Regions from separate parts of the Homo sapiens genome. Here region 1 is linked to region 2. The links are chromatin loops, found by intact Hi-C in ENCODE. Cell type or tissue: HepG2. All regions are shown on one strand.

Evidence for each region. Peaks named below come from ENCODE experiments on the same cell type or tissue, not always from the same donor. Only the 100,000 strongest peaks of a DNase experiment are listed, where the experiment ranks them.
Region 1: it touches region 2 in a loop (9-fold over the local background); 57 of 110 quality-filtered maps call a loop at or near these places.

Annotation. Positions count from the first base shown.
Region 1 is chr17:43,118,220-43,120,719 of GRCh38, forward strand. The region is part of intron 2 of BRCA1 (BRCA1 DNA repair associated); the gene reads right to left. Among named protein-coding and RNA genes, the nearest start is that of BRCA1, 5.9 kb to the right of the region's middle. RefSeq lists a silencer at 1,518-1,712 and an enhancer at 1,738-1,842. In HepG2, no CTCF peak of the experiment used is centred here; DNase peaks (open chromatin) are centred at 922 and 1,162.
Region 2 is chr17:43,023,102-43,025,601 of GRCh38, forward strand. RND2 (Rho family GTPase 2) reads left to right here and starts at 2,130. Exons shown (of 5, transcript NM_005440.5): 1 at 2,130-2,348. The coding sequence starts at 2,247. RefSeq lists a silencer at 1,954-2,093. In HepG2, CTCF peaks have their summits at 1,476 (motif pointing right) and 1,942; a DNase peak (open chromatin) is centred at 1,510; H3K4me3 peaks cover 342 bases.

The DNA of each region.
Region 1 (2,500 bases), 95 kb after region 2:
ACCATGCCTGTGTATGCAGGACATCAGATAGGTCAAGGTGCTAAAATGTAATAATCCAGGAGGATATTGTAGGGAAAGACTATCAGAGAGGTAGCTGGTAACTTCTGGTAGGAACCTATAGGCTATTTTAAATCTTTAGCTTTATTCTGGTCTTTTTAATTTTCTTTTTTTTTTTCAGACAGAGTCTCGTTCTGTCGCCCAGGCTGGAGTGCAGTGGCACCATCTCGGCTCTCTGTAACCTCCGCCTCCTGAATTCAAGTGATTCTCCTGCCTCAGCCTCCCGAGTAGCTGGGACTAAAGGCATGCACCACCATGCCTTGGCCTCCCAAAGTACTGGGATTACAGGAGTGAGCCACCATGCCAGCCATCTTTTTAATTTTTAATGTTAATTAATTTTTGTAGAGACAGGATCTCACTATGATGCCCATGCTGGTCTTGAATGCCTGGCATCAAGCAATCTTCCTGCTTCGGCTTCCCAAAGTGCTGGGATTACAGGTGTGAGCTACTATACCCGGCCTTTAGCTTTCTTCTGAATGTGAACCTTTTTTTTTTTTTTTGGAGATGGAGTCTCACTCACTCTGCTGCTCAGGCTGGAGTGCAGTGGTGTGGTCTTGGCTCACTGCAACCTCTGCCTCTCGGATTGAAGTGATTCTTGTGCCTCAGCATTCCAAGTAGCTGGGACTACAGGCGCGTGCTGCCACACCCGGCTAATTTTTTTGTATTTTTGGTAGGGAAGGGGTTTCACCATATTGCCCAGGCTGGTCTTGAAGTCCTGACCTCAAGTGATCCATCTGCCTCGACCGGGATTACAGGCGTGAGCCACTACACTTAGCTCTAAATGTGAATTTTTGAAACGGATTTTTTGGATAAAGTCCAGGCAAGATATCAAAGAACGACTAACCTGGCAGTGTGACAAGAATGTGGTTTTTTCCTTAAATATTTAACTTTTTAGAAAAGGATCACAAGGGCCAGGTGCGGTGGCTCACGCTGTAATCCCAGCATTTTGGGAGGCCAAGGCGGGCCAGCCTGGGTGACAGAGAATCCATCTCAAAAAAAGAAAAAAAAAAAAGAAAAGGATCACAAGAAAAGCTTGTGGACAGTAACCTTATTGTGAAGGGTTGTAATACAACTCTTGTAATCATGGGGTTTTTGACATAGCACAGGGCAGTGAAAAGAAAAACAATGAACTAAGTCAGGAGGCTGGGTTTCTACTACCAGTTGTGTATATAAGCAGAGCCACCTTGGGCTAACCACTCTACCTGAACCTGTTTCCTTCTCTTGCCATTCACCCTGCCAGACTCCTTGGGCTATTGCAAGAATAAAATTAAATGCTACTTGGGAAAATGCTTCACAACCTGAGATGACTTGGGAAAAATGCTTCACAACCTGAGATAACTTGTACCAACATTGGTATTATTACTGGGACCAAATGTGACTTTAAAAAGAAAAACAACCTTGACAAAGAAAACTCTGATTGGTTACTAAATCCCTATTTCTGAGATAAGCTACATTTCAAAGAAATTCTCCGTAAAAGAAAAATTGGATTCAGTTATCATACCAGATGGCTTTCATTCTCACCACTGACTCAATTCTGAAACAATTATATTTCAGTATGGTAATTATAATCTAAACTATATAAACACACTGTAAACACAAACTTTGAACAGATGAAAACTCCGATATGTAAAAAGGTAATGAATGTTGAAGGAAGACTGTGAAAAGGGAAAAGAAAAAAAATTAAAATGTTCCCCTTCTAGGTCCTGATGAGAGTAAATGTTTACTATAAAAATGATTCAAATATTTTAAACACTTTTCAAACCAGGCAATATTTTAGGCCTACTGTATATTTGCATTTTGAGCTTCCAATACGGATAAGTGACTGGAAAAAGCAGCTAGGTTTAGGTTGAAAAACAACAACCCACCGGGGAACACATTTTAGCAAATTCTTCTGAAAGTCAAAAATGTTATAGTCATAGGTAAAAAGTTACAAAGAACTACCAATTGTCAGAAATAGCTGCCAATATTGACTTAGAAGACAGCAGAAGGAATTTTAGTTCAAGAAACCTAAAACAGGCTGAAAACCTTACCTACCCTATAGCTACCACAAATAACACTGTTTCCAGTCATGATCATTCCTGATCACATATTAAGACATAACTGCAAATTGTGCTATACTGTACTATATTAAAAGGAAGTGAAATATGATCCCTATCCTAGAACTTTCCATACAAATGAATGTAAAACACCATAAAAATTAATCTTAAGGCCGGGCGCGGTGGCTCACGCCTGTAATCCCAGCACTTTGGGAGGCCGAGGTGGGCGGATCACGAGGTCAGGAAGTGGAGACCATCCTGGCTAACACGGTGAAACCCCGTCTCTACTAAAAATACAAAAAATTAGCCGGGCGTGGTGGTGGACGCCTGTAGTCCCAGCTACTTGGGGGGCCGAGGCAGGAGAATGGCGTGAACCCGGGAGGCGGAGCTTGCAGTGAGCCGAGATG
Region 2 (2,500 bases):
CTTGAACCCAGGAGGCGGAGGTTGCAGTTAGCCAAGATCATGCCGCTGCACTCCAGCCTGGGCTACAGAGGGAGACTCCATCTCGAAAAAAAAAAAGGCCGGGCGCGGTGTCTCACGCCTGTAATCCCAGCACTTTGGGAGGCCGAGGCGGGCAGATTACGAGGTCAGGAGATTCACCTGGCTAACACGGTGAAACCCCGTCTCTACTAAAAAATACAAAAAATTAGCCAGGCGTGGTGGCAGGCGCCTGTAGTCCCAGCTACCTGGGAGGCTGAGGCAGGAGAATGGCATGAACCCAGGAGGCAGAGCTTGCAGTGAGTCGAGATCGCGCCACTGCACTCCAGCCTGGGCTACAGAGCGAGACTCCGTCTCAAAAAAAAAAAAAAAAAGTTAAGGAACAGTCCCAAAACTTGAACTTACATCAGATTTGGAGTTAACTCATATCAGATTTGGAGTCAGCCACCTGTGGACTGGAGTCCAACTACATTGTGTCTCAGGCTCTGACATCTAACCCAGGCAGGGATGAGACTTAATTCACTGTGGTCTTGCAGTGGCAAAGTAGAAGCATGGAGACCAAGCCTTTAAAACTTTCTGACTTTGGTGTTAACGTTCTGTTCCTCATTTTCCCTTCTGTAACATAGTGATGATGCTGCGTGCTCTAGTTATATTTATATTTTTATTTTTTTGATACAGGGTCTCACTCTGTCACCCAGGCTGAGCGAGGTGGGGCGATCACAGCTCCCTACAGCCTCAAACTCCCGGCTTCAAGCAATCCTCCCACCTCAGCCTCCTGAATAGCTGGGACCACAGGCATGTGTCACCACGCCCGGCTAACTTTATGTTTTACTGCTCTTTGCAGAGCAGGGCTACCCCATAGGCAGCGTGCCTAGAGTGGCCAAACCTAGCTAAGTTTTGATTTTTTTTTCTAGAGAGAGGGTCTCGCTAATGTTGCCCAGGATGGCCTCAAACTCCTGCACGCAAGCAAGCCTTGGCCTCCCAAAGTGCTGAGTTTACAGGCGTGAGCCACCGCGCCCAGCTTCTAGTTATCTTTACAGAATTATTTGCAGCATATATTATTGACTCGAATTGCCTCGATATAAAAAAGCACTTTTTTTTTTTCGAAACTCTATTGCACAAGCTGGAGTGCAGTGAGGCAATCTCGGCTCACTGCAAGCTCCGCCTCCCGGGTTCACGCCATTCTCCTGCCTCAGCCTCCTGAGTAGCTGGGATTACAGGCGCCCACCGTGCGGGTTTCACCGTGTTAGCCAGGATGATAGTCTCGATCTCCTGACCTCTTGATCCGCCCGCCTCGGCCTCCCAAAGTGCTGGTATTACAGGCGTGAGCCACCGCGCCCGGCCTATTGTCAGACTCTTAATCAAGCCTGACTTTTGGGTTTAGCTCTGGCTCCAGCAGAGCAACTCTGGCGGTTGGTTCTTTCTCTTCCTTATCTCCTTGTCCCCAAGCATCCACCAGAGGACGCAGCTCCCCCAAAACTTTCCACCCAGTGCTTGGCTGGAGGAACTCAGTCCACGCTTCTCTGCTAGTCTAGGCCGGCGGTTAAGTCAATGTAACCGGAGACCCGGCTGCCCGTTGCCATGGGGACGGAAAGCTATGATGTCACCACCGTCCGGGTGGGTGTGCTGGGGTTCACCCTCCCATTTCCCCAAGACCCCCTGCCAGGACATAGGCGGACGCGGGAGAGAAAACCAAAGAGGCTCCCTCCTTCCCCTTAGCATCTCTCTCCCGCCGTGTTCAGGAAGTGGATGGCTGCCCCAGCTCTTGTCCGCACTGGTACACCTGCGTGCACGCGTGGGTACACAGCAGGCCCGAGCTTCGCGCTTGTGCCGCTCATATTCTACCCCTAAGAACTTCGCTTGAACTCTGACCTGCCCTTATATCCGAGAAAGTCAAATAAGCCCAGTTCGGCCTGTCCCAAACCGGCAGGGGCCCCTCAGACCACACCGGCGGGCTGGACCCCGGCTCTGAGGCCTCTGTTCCCAGGGCTCCGCCCAGATCTTCTGGGCCCCGCCCCCCGGCTGCGGGGGTGGGAGGAGGGGCCGGGGGGGCGCGGCCGCCTGGCTGGGGGCGGGGCGGAGGGGGGGCCGCGGACCCGGGGCGGGGGCTCGGCGCGGGCCCGCGAGATGCCGGTGTTGGCGGCCCGAGCGGCTGCAGTTGCAGGGGCGGGGGAGGCGGCGGCGGGGCCCGGGAGAGGGGTGGCGTGGGGGACCGGCGCGTAGCCGGGACCATGGAGGGGCAGAGCGGCCGCTGCAAGATCGTGGTGGTGGGAGACGCAGAGTGCGGCAAGACGGCGCTGCTGCAGGTGTTCGCCAAGGACGCCTATCCCGGGGTGAGGGACCTGCGTCTTGGGAGGGGGACGCTAAGGCTGCTGGGGGGTGGGTGACAGGGGCCCTGGCGACGGATGGGAATGGGTACTCGGGTAACCAGGGACAAGAGACAGGGGGTCGGAGGACGCGGGGAGGCCTTGAGGGCTCAGGAAGG